Linked DNA regions of Homo sapiens: region 1 is linked to region 2. The links are chromatin loops, found by intact Hi-C in ENCODE. Cell type or tissue: heart right ventricle. All regions are shown on one strand. Each heading gives the region's core, and the rest is flanking DNA. Links, peaks and the distances in the headings are about the cores only. Region 1 has its middle 51 kb from the start of RPP21. Region 2 has its middle 6.0 kb from the start of TRIM26.

Region 1 (7,034 bases), core at 2,863-5,362, 180 kb after region 2:
CCTGGGTGACAGGTCGAGACTCTGTCCCAAAACAAAAACAAAAAAACCACATATATAAGAATGTTCCTTGAATTGTGGTTTATAAAAGCAAAATAATGGAAATAACCCAAAGATTGTAATGAATATAGTGATGATAGTTATCAATAATGGAGCATTTAGTATGACTCAGAAAATAATGCCATGGCTTTACATAGAGAGTCAGATTTAATCCTCAATGCAAACCCATGGGGAACTCAATATGTGATCCTTTGTACAGACAGGGAAGGAGAGAGGTAAAGAAGGTGGTGGGGCTAGGGTTGAACCCTGGAGATTTTCTCTCAGAGGCCTTGTTGACTTGTCTTCCATTGATTCTCTCTTCATCTGCACCTTACACAAGTGAACTGTTTTGATGTCCCAGAATGTTCTATGGACAGGAGGCCACTGGCTCAGAGCTCAGGAAGACAAGAAGGGCAATGACTTAACTGCCAAATTCACGCAGAAGTCCGTTCATCCAGGGTGTATTTCCAGTGATCAGGAGATCTGCTAAGCACTTGAGGATATAATGAAGAGCAAGAGTAAAATCTTGGAGATGGGGAGTTTTCAATATTGTAAGGAAGATAAATATTTAGCAAAAATTGCCCCAAGATTGTGAAATTGCTAATGAGCGTAAGGGAAAAGTTTGTGATATCATGAAAGCAGGTTACAAGGAGACCTAATGGGTCCCTACCACTATTACCAATTATGTGTGAAAGATGTAAGAAAACAGCAGTTATGAGATTTGAACAAATTTATAAACAATTTCATGCAGAGAACTAGAAAGAGCTCTGGAATTTTAAAATATGATCATTGAAATAAAGAGTTTAAAAAATGAACTGAAATGAAAGTTGTGTGCTGCAAGGTAGTACAAAATAAAAACGTGATGCCAAGCATGATAGAACTTTAAGAATATTATACTATCAATTAAGGAATTCCAGCAGTCTCATAATATAAGTTCCAATAACCATAGAAAGTAATTAAAAGTAATTCAAGAAAATGTTTTGAAGGCTACTGACAAAAATGTATAGTGTGAATGGCTGCAACAAAGTTCTCAATACAGGAGATGGAAACAGACCCACACCAAGACTCATGACAACAAAATTTCAGAGAGTGAAAGACAGAGCAAGACCAATGGACAAAGGAATGGCAGGAGGTCTGGTCGTGTGTGTGCATTTCCTCCTTCCCGTCTGTCATTGTCCTTCCTCACCAGGCCTGCAGATCACCTGTGATGACTTGGCCTCTTGCCATCCCTAGCTGGGCAAACTCCATCATGGTGACACACGGGATGGCAGAAGTGCAAGGCCTCGTTTCTGCTGGATGAGCCTTCTGGAGACTGTCTCAGGGTTTTCTGAGAACTTCTTTAAAACCTGGTCTACGGGCATGCATTACCCCAGTTATTTTTTCCCTAAGTGAAAAATCAACCAGAGGAGATGATTTATTTTAATAGCCTTATTGCAGGAGAGGAAGGTGAAAAGTGTTTCTATTCATTGGCCCATTAGTTACAATGGGCAGAGGCCACTGAGCGAGCAGCGGGTGGTGGCAGTGATGACCACACGTTCTCACGGCAGCGCAACACTTTTGAGACAAGTTCCCACCTCTCCATTAAACATGTCTTCTCCACGTGCAGAAAATGTGGTCTCGTAGCTTCCCTTCTCAGTGCTGGATTGCTGGCATTTCATTTTCCTTATCAGAGACATGAATATCTTTGTTCTTCTTGGATTTCTAAGACTTCAGGTTTTCTTCAGGGAGAAGCTGCTTAGGGAGGCTCCTGCGTGGACCGAGTCCTTCCTGAGGGTTTGCTTGGTGCCCTAACTGTGGCTGACTGCCTCCCGCGGGGTCCCAACTTTATACCCAGAGGTAAGGACAGATGCTTCCAGCTCCATCTTATAACTTCCACATGAAATTTGAGGTCAGGAACTTCTCTTAACTCGTCTTAAAGGGCCTCATACTTACATTCTTGACTCGGAAAATAATTAAGTGTGCGTTTGAACATGTTTCCTCCGCAATTTACTCTCTGGAGGGGAATACATTGAAAACCCAGTTTATTTTCAGATACTGAGTGGGATTGAAAAGCTGAATTGTCTGTTTTCCTGCAGGGCACACAGAGGAACTGGCTGTCCCACACCACTCTGACATTTCCAGAGAAGCACCGTCCTCTTCCAGTAGGACATGAGTAAGACCAGTGAGGAGCCAACATGCAGCCCCTGGGCATCTCTGGGGTTGAAGGAAAGATATATATGTCCTTCTGATGTGTGGAGCCCTGAGGGCAGTGTTCAAGACCCTGCATTTTCCGAAGTACTTGTTTACTGAGCAAGTGTTTCTGCTTGTTGCATTATGTCAGGGGATATGGAAGCCACTTTTCATCCAGCCAAACACAGATGCAAATGAGATGTTCTGGGAGAAAGCAGAAAAAGCCCTTTTCACAGAGTTCCTTATTTTACTATTCTATTACACTTGTCTGAGGTTACAATCACATCCTTTTTTAACAATCTCTAAATGAGAAAATCATCAAAAGGGTATGTAGTGAGTGACAGACACAGGATAAATGCTGTAAGTCAGTGTTTGATGAAAGATACTGGTGTTCCAGGATGTCAGAGTCTCCTGGGTGCCAGTAGGGAGGTGGTCAGGGACTTTATCCAAGAAGCAGAAAGAAGAGCTTCAGGGACATGAGGATGTCTCATAGCCAAGGACAGGACAGTAAAGGGCCCCGTGTGAGTGCATCACAGAGGTCTGTTACTGTTCAGACCCCAAAGCTCAGCACCCAGTGTGGCATGTGGCAAGACCTCAGCAAACACATCAGTTGGCTGGATGAAGGAGGGCAGGTGTGAGCCGACAAGGAAAATCTTGTGATTTTTGTTGGGAAATGAATGTAAAAGTGTTGATGTACCTCCCTTGTAAGGAGATAGAAAGGTAGAGAGCAGACAGATGCATGCATGGATGAATGCATGGATGGATGGATGGTTGGATGGACGGATGGATGTTCATTTTCTGTGTGTGTTTCTATCTCTGTTCTGCCTTTCTGTTTTGTCTCTGGCTCTGTCTGTATCTGCCATTGTCCCTTCACAACCATGCCTTCACTATTATCAGTAACATCTTTTACCTGGTCTTATAGGATCTTGCCTGTGTTGTATTAGTGGTCAAGGACAGAAAAAAGAAAGAAGTCTGTGGAAAACAAAATAAAGGAAACAGATGCTTCTGACATGCGGCAGTGGAAGGATGTGTGGACCTGAGGCCCCCAGGGAGACAGGGGCTGCGCCTCACTGCAAAGTCGATCCTGCTGAACACAGAGGGGAAACGCGCTCAGACAGCCCTGCCCGTGCTGATCAGAAGGGAGGGTTGCGCCTCCAGATCCTTCTCCCTGTGTTTCTTCAGGGCCCAGCCCTGAGAGTTCCAGGGTCCCATTTTCTTAGTTAGGACCTTAAGACCCTATCAGAGTCCAGCCCCAGGAAGCCTGCAGTCATAGCACTGGGCTAGACCAAGTTGCTGCTATGAAAAGGGATTTGAAAATTCCCAGAGGAGCCTTTCAGCCTCTTTCCATGGCTCTTTATGCCCTTTCAAAGGCACAGCCAGAGACATCAGAAATGAAATTGTATATAATTATATGGACTTTTCGACAATCATTGAAATTTCTGTAAGTGCCAGTTATATTTTGGCAACCCCATCAAAGCCAGGTGTGCCCAGGGCAGTCAGCTCAGGCCCTGGCCTCTCATTCAGGTTGGATTCTATAAGAACCGCATTCGCGGTGAGAATTCTAGAGCCAGATCTTGCTGCTCCACAATTGCCTCACGTTGCAAGACAAGCAAATCTAGCCTGAGTCTGTGGATTCCAGGGCTGCTTAGGAGGAACCTGCATTCCCGCGTGGATGACCTCAGGCTCCGCCCCTTCTGCCCCACTCAGCCCTCACCCAGTGCCTGAGAGCGCTCAATCAGAATGCGAGAGCAGCGCGGCGGCGCCCCCGTGTGGCCACAGGGACGAGGACAGAGGACCGGACCCCGCTCCCCTTTCTCACCAACCAGGACCTCCGAGGCTCTCCCTCTGCTCCCAGCACCTGGACAGGGCTCTGCACTCAAGGAGCCTCCGGGTCTCAAGTCAGGCTCTGAGTCCATTCAGCTTCCCAAAATCCATGTTGACAATGACATTTCCTCTCACCACTGAGTGACTGGACTTTTGCCTCAGAGCAGAGAGAGGCCTCCAGGGCAAAACAGTGGGATCAGATGTGGGGATGACACACCCCCAAATCCTTGCTGCCACAGGACCCAGTCCCTCAGCCTCCAGATGGGGCCTTGGCCTCCCGTCCCCTCCTTTGTTCCTGCTGCTAGAGGCTGCTCATCCCAGGAATCAGCCTGTTAGCCTCCAACCCTGGGGTCCAGGGACAGCAGCTCCTAGTGCCTCGGTCCAGGAAGAAGGGAACCTCCAGAGAGCAGAAGAGAGAAGAAATGGACCATAAGAGAAGGGGGCAAGGGGGGAGAAAGAGAGTGAAAGGAGCCAGGGAGGAGAGAAAAATGGAAAACATCCTGTTAGGAATGTGTGTGTTTGTGTTGATGTGTGTGCGTGCAGGTGTGTGTAGAGTGGGAGAGAGTTTCTAGGGTTCTGAGGAGAAGAGAGCTGCTATACAGGTGCTAAGGGGCCCAGCCCTGGGAATTTCAGGGTCCCGCTTTCTGAGCTAGGATCTTAAGGCCCTATCAGAGTCCACCCCCAGGAAGCCTGCAGTCATAGCACTGGGCTAGCTGGACGGCTGCCTCTTCTTTGCCTTTGACAGCAGGAGCTGCCATGCCAGGCCCAGGGGCCCTGGGGTCATGGGCAGAGAGCAGGTCCCTCTGCTGGCAGCCAAGGAGATGTTGTTCTTGGAGGGTCAAAGACTCACTTAGCTGGGAGTCTGAAGGTGGTCATGGGTTACAAAGGGGTTACAAAGAGCTCAGCGGTGAGCCTGGCCCAAGCTTCTGACCCCTTTCTTTGGATCTCAAGGGCTGACCATGGATTCTCAATGGATCTCAAGAATTCGCCCATTTACCTCTTGCCCCAGACCCTCCCCACTTCGATACCCTGGGACCCAGGCATCTGCCTCTTTCCTTCTCCTCCGGCCTCCCAAGCACCTCCAGGCCCTGCTCTCTGCCAACCTGAACTCCAGGACCCTGCAGCCCCACCCCAAAATTGCTTGATAATACAGTGATTCTATTTTCAGTGTTTTGAAAACTCTGTATACTGTTTTTTACAGTTGCTGTACTAGTTTTACACACTGTGTGTAAGAGTGCCCTTTTCTCCACATCCTCACAAACATCTATTTGTTTGTTTGTTTTTTTTTGTCTTTTTAGTTGTACCCATTCTATCTGGGGGTAAGATGATATCTCATTGTGGTTTTGATTTGCATTTCCCTGATGATAAGTGATGTTGAGCATTTTTCATGTACCTGCTGGCCATTTGTATGTCTTCTTTTGAGAAATGTCTATTCATGTCGTTTGTCCACTTTTTAATAGAATTTTTTGGTTTTTTTAGCTCTTGAGTTCCTTACATATTCTGGATATTAGTCCCTTGTCAGATAAATTGTTTGAAAATATTTTCTCCCATTCAACAGGTTGTCTGTCTACTCTTTTGATGGTTTTCTTTGCTGCGCAGAAGCGTTTTAGTTTATTATAGTCCCATTTGTCTATTTTGTTTGGGTTGTCTGTGCTTCTGAAGTCTTAGCCATAAAATCGTTACCCAGACCAATGTCCTAGAATGTTTCTCATATGTTTGCTTCCAGTTGTTTTATAGTTTTGGGTCTTACGTCTAAGTATTTAATCCATCTTGAGTTGATATTTATATAGGGTGAGATATAGGGATCTAATTCCATTCTTCTGCATGTGGATATCCAATTTCCCCAGCACCATTTATTGAAGAGGGTGTCCTTTCCCCAAATGTATGTTCTTGGCACCTTTGTCAAGAATCAGTTGGCTGTAAATATATGGATTTATTTCCAGATTCTCTATTATGCTGCATTGATTGACATGTGTTTGTAGAGACGAGGTCTCAGTATGTTTCCCAGGCTGGTCTAGAACCTCTGGGCTCAAGTGGTTCACCCTCCTTGGCCTCCCAAAGTGCTGGGATTACAGGAGTGAGCCACAGTACCTGGCCTTTGTGCTGTGTTTTGATTCATCGTTATCTCCTAAGCCCTTTCCCAGCATTGATATTTTACTAAACACCCTATGATTAAATTATATCTCTACACCTTGAGATAAACAAAAAATTATATAAGCGGTAAAGACAAATATGAAAAAATAAAACTACTACCAATGTTATTAGGAGGATAACCTTAAAACATTTGAGCAAGAAAATTTTTCTTTTTTTCTTTTTTCTTTTTTTTTAGCTGTACCTGCTGGAATGGAAAATATTTCTTAAATGAGACAAATATATGAAAGTGAAAATGCTTAAACTTCAAAGGACTTACATTACATATATAGTCATTCTTTCTTAATGATAAGATAGGTTCTGAGAAATGTGTCCTTAGGTGATTTGGTCTTACGTGAACATCATAAAGTGTCCATACACAAAGCTAGATGATATAGCCTACTGCACACCTACGCTATATCATAAAGCCTATTGCTCCTAGGCTACAAACTTGGATAGCACATTACTATACTGAGTACTGTAGGCAATTGTAACACAATGGTAGGTATTTGTGGATCTAAACATATGTAAACAGAAAAAGTACAGTAAAAATATGGTAAAAAGATTTTTACAATGGCACACCTATATAGGTTACTCATCATGAATGGAGCTTACAGGACTGGAAGTTGCTCTGGGTGAGTCAGCAAGTGAGTGGTGAGTGAACTGAAGGCCTAGGCCATTACTGTGCACTACTGTAGATTTTATAAATGCTGTACACTTAGGTTACACTAAATTGATTTTAAAAATAATTTTCTTTCTTTAATAATAAATTAACCTTAGCTTAATGTAACTTTTTTAACTTTATAAACTTTAATTTTTAAAACTTTTCAGCTTTTGTAATAGCACTTAGCTTAAAAGACCAACATGTTACAAAG
Region 2 (7,034 bases), core at 2,287-4,786:
CCTCCCCCCACCCCACAACAGCCCCTGGTGTGTGATGTTCCCCTTCTTGTGTCCATGTGTTCTCATTGTTCAATTCCCCAGTGTGGGCATTTCTAAAGCTGCCTGGCCCTGCTTGGCTGGGTATCAGTCATGCACTGAGTCCCTCTCCCACCACACTACATCTTGATTGATACAGCTTCTCAAGTCCAAGTAAGGGTAACAGAAATGGATGCTGGGAACACAATTTCTGCTTTGTGTTGGAGGAGACAGCTTTGGAGCAGCTTTGTAGCTTTGTGCCCCTCTACAGCTTCCTGCTTCATTTAAGGTTCTGAAGCAGAGTTGAAATTCCTTCCTCCAGCTCTCCATTTCTGTGGTCATACCAGATGGAGGCCAAGGCAGCATATGGGGCTGGGTAAGAGTTCTGCGTTGAATTCTCCAGTCTGCCACATTCTGTGAGGCTTTGGGGCAGCTGCTCAACCTCTGTGTGCCACAGGTTCTTCTTCTGTAACATGGAAGTAGCTAGATCTGCTTCGTACGGTTATTATGAGGCTTAAATGTAAAGCTTTGAAATAGTGAATCAGTGCTGACTAGGCCAAAGGGTATGGTATAATTATTTGCATTTGAAATAAATATCTTAAATGGAGCAAGAAGATTTAGTAGGTATATTCCTTGAGCAGCTCTGGTTTAACCTCAGGAGGAACTAAAGGCCGCTGTCTAAAAATGAGTTTGTATATGACAGGGTACAGGAAATGCCACCCCAAAATATGGCACCTTGGAAATTGAGAAAATAGCAGAAACAGGAAGGTTTCTCTGACCTCTTGCTCCTTTCTGCCCTGAAGCAGGCCATAGAAACTAGAGTTCCCCTCGCCCCTTCTTCCCTGAAGCAGGCCACAAAATCTAGGAAGGTCACTCTCTGACCTGCTCCCTCCTTCTCCCTCCTTCATCTGAGGCCCCTTATATAACAGGCATCCTCTCCTATGCCCTGAGGGAGGGACTGCCACACAGGTATGCCAAGAAGAAACTGAATAGACAGGCCTTTCCAACTTCTCAGTTTATCACCGTTAGCTCATACACTTTTGTCCTTGCAATCATACATCTGCCTGACTGTCTATACAACTACACAAATGTCCCCATTTCTTTGGGTTTTCGTTTCTGAAAGTTCCCATGTCATGTAAAACTTGGATAAAATAAATGTGCATGCTTTTCTCTTGTTAGTCTGTTTTTTGTTATTGAAGTCTCAGCATAAACCTTGTGATGGGTAAGGAAAATATATTAGTTTTTTTCCCCTAAGTTTAGTATAAACATATTGAGCTAAATCATACCATTCAGAATCTCAGGATTTTAAGAATACTAGAGTGCTTGGAAAGAGGCCTCCAAACAAAAAACAAACAAACAAACAAACAAAAACTTGAAAACATGAAACTCCCATTGGTAAAGATGCAAAGAATCTGTTTGAATCTTTTGTGTGAAGGATACCTTGGTATTAGGGCCAGAATGAATAAATGAATATCTGTAAAGGAAAAGGTAAAAGTTACATCAATGAAACAATTTTAAGCCAACATTTCTGTTTTCTGGTAGAGGCATAAGCTAATAAATAATTTTGTGCTACTAAAATCTGCCTGCTTTTGTGCTAAGAACTGGCTGCAGGATAAAAAATAACAGGTTTAACTGTCCTTTTTAAAAGGAAAAAAAGGCATTTTGAATGCTAATAGCATTAACTACTGGGTTTTGAACAGAAAGCGTAGGCTGAACCAATCTCTTATATGACTTGGGATGTCATTTAAAATACTTTGTATTCCAAATTTGGTGACTTTTAAATGTCTATTAGCTCAAAAGTTAGTGAAAATATATTGTATAATATATAATGACAAATTCAACTTAAAAAAAATTTTTTTTTTTTTTTTGAAACAGGGTCTCACTCTGTCACCCAGGCTAGAGTGCAATGGTGCAATCATGGCTCACTACAGCCTCGACCTCCTGAGCTAATGCAATTCTCCCACCTCAGCCTCCTGAGTAGCTGGGACAGATGTGTGCCACCATGCCCGGCTAATTTTTGTATTTTTTGTACAGACAAGGTCTGGCCATGTTGCCCAGGCTGGTCTCAAACTTCTGGACCCAAGCAATCCTCCTGCCTTGGCCTCCCAAAGTGCTGGGATTACAGGCTTGATACAACGCGCCCGGCCGACACTGTAGCATTTTCTAATAGGCCTACGTAAAAATTATCTAATTCTCTAGGGTAGTTTAACTTTGATTTAGTATTTTAGGGTATTTAGAGTACTCCTTAGGGGTAGACATTAACTTGTAGAAAAGTGATATCAATGGAAATGATTCTTGGTCAATAGCAATGTCAATGAATTTTGTTCAGTGGAGGTATAGAAGATGTATGTCCAGTGTATGTATATTCAATCTTCCAAATTCTCTTTGAACTAGTTCTTTTTTTACTAGTCTCTTGTTAGTACATCTTTGATACATGCTCACTTTTTCTTTGTATAGGATACTGTCATTGACTTTTAAAAATTATATTTTGGCAATACATTGCATTTTATTATTATGTCTCTTAATCTTATTATAACAATCTACCCTTCCCTTATTTTCATTCCATTAATTTGCTGGAGAAGCCAGTTCATTTATCCCATAGAATGTTCCCAGTACTGGATTTGGTTGATTGCTTCCTCATGGTATCAATTAACTTGTTCCTCTATTTCCTGTGTATCTTAGATAAGATTCATAAGATAATAAAGGATGCTATGTAGTCATCTCTCATTCTAAGCAATCAAACATTTTCAATATCTTTCACCATATGTCCCTAACCCAGATACTACTAGTCCGTCTCTCTCTGCTATAGAGGTAAGCATCACTCTGCATTTCTGTGATAATCATTCCTTAGCTTTTATTTTTATTTACTTAAAAGGCTTTATCAGATTTGGGGTTTTTGTTTGTTTGTTTTTGAGATGGAGTCTCGCTGTCATCCAGGCTGGAGTGCAGTGGTGCAATCTCGGGTCACTGCAACCTCTGCCTCCTGGGTTCAAGTGATTCTCCTGCCTCAGTCTCCTGAGTAGCTAAGATTACAGGTGCCCGCCGCTATGCCAGGCTAATTTTTGTATTTTTAGTAGAAACGGGGTTTCACAATGTTGGACCAGGCTGGTCTCAAACTCCTGACCTCAGGTGACTCGCCTGTTTCGGCCTCCCAAAGTGCTGGGATTGCAGGCGTAAGCCACCACTCCCGGCTGGGTTCAATTTTTTAAGGAGAATACTTCAAAAGCAGTGCTGTGTACCTATGGTATCACATTTAGAGGTATATGATCTCATCCCACTATTAGTGATGGTAGATTTGATGGAAGATTCAGGTATTGTCAGCCTGATCCCTCCATTCCCCAGTTTGTGAGTTATGGATTTACTGCCTCTCAGCTCCAAAAATGATCCTGAATCTTTTAATTATGTTTTCTTTGCCATCTGGCCCTGAAGCTTTGTCAGTAGAGGGCACTGGAGAGTCATTGCAGGGAAAAACGATTTTGCTTCCTGGTTCTGGTGTGCTGTTTGCCAGGTTCCTGCAGTGAGTGCATGGTTTAGCAGCACCTGCTCCTGCAGCACCCAAAACTTACCTAGTGTCCAGTTACTTCAGTCACAGTCAGCAACACCCAGCAGTGAGCAGCTTCCTTAGGCACCCCTCCTGAAGGGGTTTTATACTGGAGTGTCTCTGGTATGAACAGCTTTTGCCTGCACCCTAGAGAGTGGGTTTCCAGCAAGTTCTGCCATAGCAGAACCACCTTGATGTCTCTACTCTCCCTGAGAAGGCTAGATCCCATCCTCTCTTGTTTTCTCAAAAATGGACTAACCATCTATAAATATCTACTCTCCTGCTTCAGCAAATTTTTTTTACCGTTTCACTGAATTATTCTCATGAGCATACAAACATGTTATAATATATCGCTTTAAAAACCAAAACAAGACAAACTCCTTGATACCATAAGTTTTTTTGTTTTTGTTTTTGTTTTGTAGAGTTTTGCTCTTGTTACCCAGGCTGGAAAGCAATGGCACGATCTCAGCTCACTGCAACCTCCGCCTCTGGGTTTCAAGTGATTCTCCTGCTTCAGCCTCCCCAGTAGCTGGGATTGCAGGCGCCCCCCACCACCACTCCCGGCTAATTTTGTATTTTTAGTAGAGACGGGGTTTCACCATGTTGGCCAGGCTGGTCTTGAACTCCTGTCCTCAGGTGATCCACCACCCCCCTCCCCGCCCCACCCCGGCCTCCCAAAGTGCTGGGATTACAGGCGTGAGCCACTGCGCCTGGCCAGTAACATAAGTTTTTAAAAGGTTTTTGCTTCAGGTACTCTCCTATTTTCCTGCTCCACATTTACAGCAAAATTAGAAAATATTGTCTGTACCTGCCCTCTGTTTCCTTTTCTCTCCTTCTTTAATCAAAAACTGTGAAATATATATTCAAAAGTGTACATATAATCCATATACACATTTTAAAGTATTGATGAGATAATAAAGGATGTTATGTAATCATCGGTCACTCTAAGCAATCGAATATTTCCAATATCTTTTATTACGTGCTCCTAACCAATAGATCACTCTCCCTCTCTCTTTGCTAGAGCTGCATTTTTTTGTGATAATCATTCCCTAGCTTTTATTTTTATTTTTATTTTTTGAGACAGAATCTCGCTCTGTCACCCAGGCTGGAGTGCAGTGGCGCAATCTCGGCTCACTGCAACCTCCGCCTCCTGGGTTCAAGCGATTCTCCTGCCTCAGCCTCCTGAGTAGCTGGGACTACAGGCACGTGCCACCACTCCCAGCAAATTTTTTTGTATTTTTAGTAGAGACAGGGTTTCACCGTGTTAGCCAGGATGGTCTCAATCTCCTGACTTCGTGATCCGCCCCATCAGCCTCCCAAAGTGCTGGGATTACAGGCGTGAGCCACCGCACCCAGCTTTTATTTTTATTTTTAAGAGATTAGGTTTCAGTCAGTCATCCAGGCTGGAGTGCAGTGGCACAATTATAGCTCACTGCAGCATGTGAACTCCCGAGCCCAAGGGATCTTCCCACCTCAGCTACAGGCTCATACCACCACACCTAGTGAGCTTTTCTTTTCGTTTGGTTTCACTTCTTTTTCTTTCCTTTTTTCTTTTTTTTTTTTTTTTTTTTGAGACAGAATTCCGCTCTTGTCACCCAGGCTGGAGTGCAATGGCGTGATCTCTGCTCACTGTAGCCTCCGTCTTCCAGGTTCAAACAATTCTCCTGCCTCAGCCTCCCAAGGTAGCTGGGATTACAGGTGCCCGCCACCACGCCCAGCTAATATTTTTGTATTTTTAGTTGAGACGGGGTTTCACCATGTTGGCCAGGCTAGTCTTGAACTCCTGACCTCAGGTGATCCACTTACCTCAGCCTCCCAAAGTGCTGGTATTACAGGTGTGAGCCACCGCGCCCGGTCCCAGTGAACTTTTCTTCTTATTATTATTTTTGTAGAGATGGTGTCTAGCTATGTCGCCCAGGCTTGTCTCAAACTCCTGGCCTCAAGCAATCCTACTGCCTCAACCTCCCATAGTTCTAGGATTAAAGACAAGCCACCACACCGGCCATCCTAGCTTTTCTTTTTATTTATTTATTTATTTATTTATTTTTTATTTTTTAGTGTTTATTGATCATTCTTGGGTGTTTCTCGGAAAGGGGGATGTGGCAGGGTCATAGGATAATAGTGGAGAGAAGGTCAGCAGATAAACACGTGAACAAAGGTCTCTGGCTTTCCTAGGCAGAGGTCCCTGCAGCCTTCCACAGTGTTTGTGTCCCTGGGTACTTGAGATTAGGGAGTGGTGATGACTCTTAACGAGCATGCTGCCTTCAAGCATCTGTTTAACAGCACATCTTGCACCGACCTTAATCCATTTAACCCTGAGTGGACACAGCACATGTTTCAGAGAGCGCAGGGCCGGGGGTAAGGTTATAGATTAACAGCATCCCAAGGCAGAAGAATTTTTCTCAGTACAGAACAAAATGGAGTCTCCTGTGTCTACTTCTTTCTACACAGACATAGTAACAATCTGATCTCTCTTTCTTTTCCCCACATTTCCCCCTTTTCTTTTCCACAAAACTGCCATTGTCATCATGGCCCATTCTCGATGGTCGCTGTCTCTTCGGAGCTGTTGGGTACACCTCCCAGACGGGGCAGCCGGGCAGAGGCGCTCCTCACTTCCCAGACGGGGCGGGTGGGCAGAGGTGCTCCTCACATCCCAGACGATGGGCGGCCAGGCAGAGATGCTCCTCACTTCCCAGACGGGGCAGCTGCCAGGCAGAGGCGCTCCTCACTTCTCAGATGGGGCGGCTGGGCAGAGGCGCTCCTCAGTTCCCAGACGGAGTGGCGGCCGGGCAGAGGCGCTCCTCACATCCCAGACGGGGCGGCCGGGCAGAGGAGCTCCCCACTTCCTAGATGGGGTGGCAGCCAGGCAGAGGCTGTAATCTTAGCACTTTCGGAGGCCAAGGCAGGCGGCTGGGAGGTGGAGGTTGTAGCGAGCTGAGATCATGCCACTGCACTCCAGCCTGGGCAACATTGAGCACTGAGTGAGCGAGACTCCGTCTGCAATCCCAGCACCTCGGGAGGCCAAGGCGGGCAGATCACTCGAGGTCAAGAGCTGGAGACCAGCCCGGTCAACACGGCGAAACTCCGTCTCCACCAAAAATACAAAAACCAGTCAGGCATTGCAGCGCATGCCTGCAATCCCAGGCACTCGGCAGGTCAAGGCAGGAGAATCACGGGAGCCCAAGGCAGGGAGGTTGCAGCAAGCTGAGATCATGGCAGTACAGTCCAGCCTCTGCAACAGAGGGAGATCCAAGGGAAAGGGGGAGAGGGAGAGGGAGAGGCCAAGGCCTAGCTTTTCTTTATACTTCCTTGATACATGTATGTATCCCTAAACAGGATATTGTCTAGTTTTGCCTATTTTTAAACTTTGTATACGTGGAATTGTAATGTATGTGTTCTTCTGTGACTTGTCTTTATTTCTGAGATTCACCATCTTGATGCATATAGCTTTGGCTTGTTCATTTTCACTGCTGTGTGG

The links. A loop is a pair of places that touch in the nucleus more often than their neighbours do. Peaks named below come from ENCODE experiments on the same cell type or tissue, not always from the same donor. Only the 100,000 strongest peaks of a DNase experiment are listed, where the experiment ranks them.
Region 1: it touches region 2 in a loop (11-fold over the local background); 68 of 110 quality-filtered maps call a loop at or near these places.

The regions. Positions count from the first base shown.
Region 1 is chr6:30,393,087-30,400,120 of GRCh38, forward strand. No RefSeq gene overlaps it. Among named protein-coding and RNA genes, the nearest start is that of RPP21, 51 kb to the left of the region's middle. RefSeq lists a silencer at 2,765-2,961. In heart right ventricle, for the core only: CTCF peaks have their summits at 3,976 (motif pointing left) and 4,182; a DNase peak (open chromatin) is centred at 3,965; H3K27me3 peaks cover 1,326 bases.
Region 2 is chr6:30,215,888-30,222,921 of GRCh38, forward strand. No RefSeq gene overlaps it. Among named protein-coding and RNA genes, the nearest start is that of TRIM26, 6.0 kb to the left of the region's middle. In heart right ventricle, for the core only: CTCF peaks have their summits at 3,454 (motif pointing right) and 3,657; a DNase peak (open chromatin) is centred at 3,521.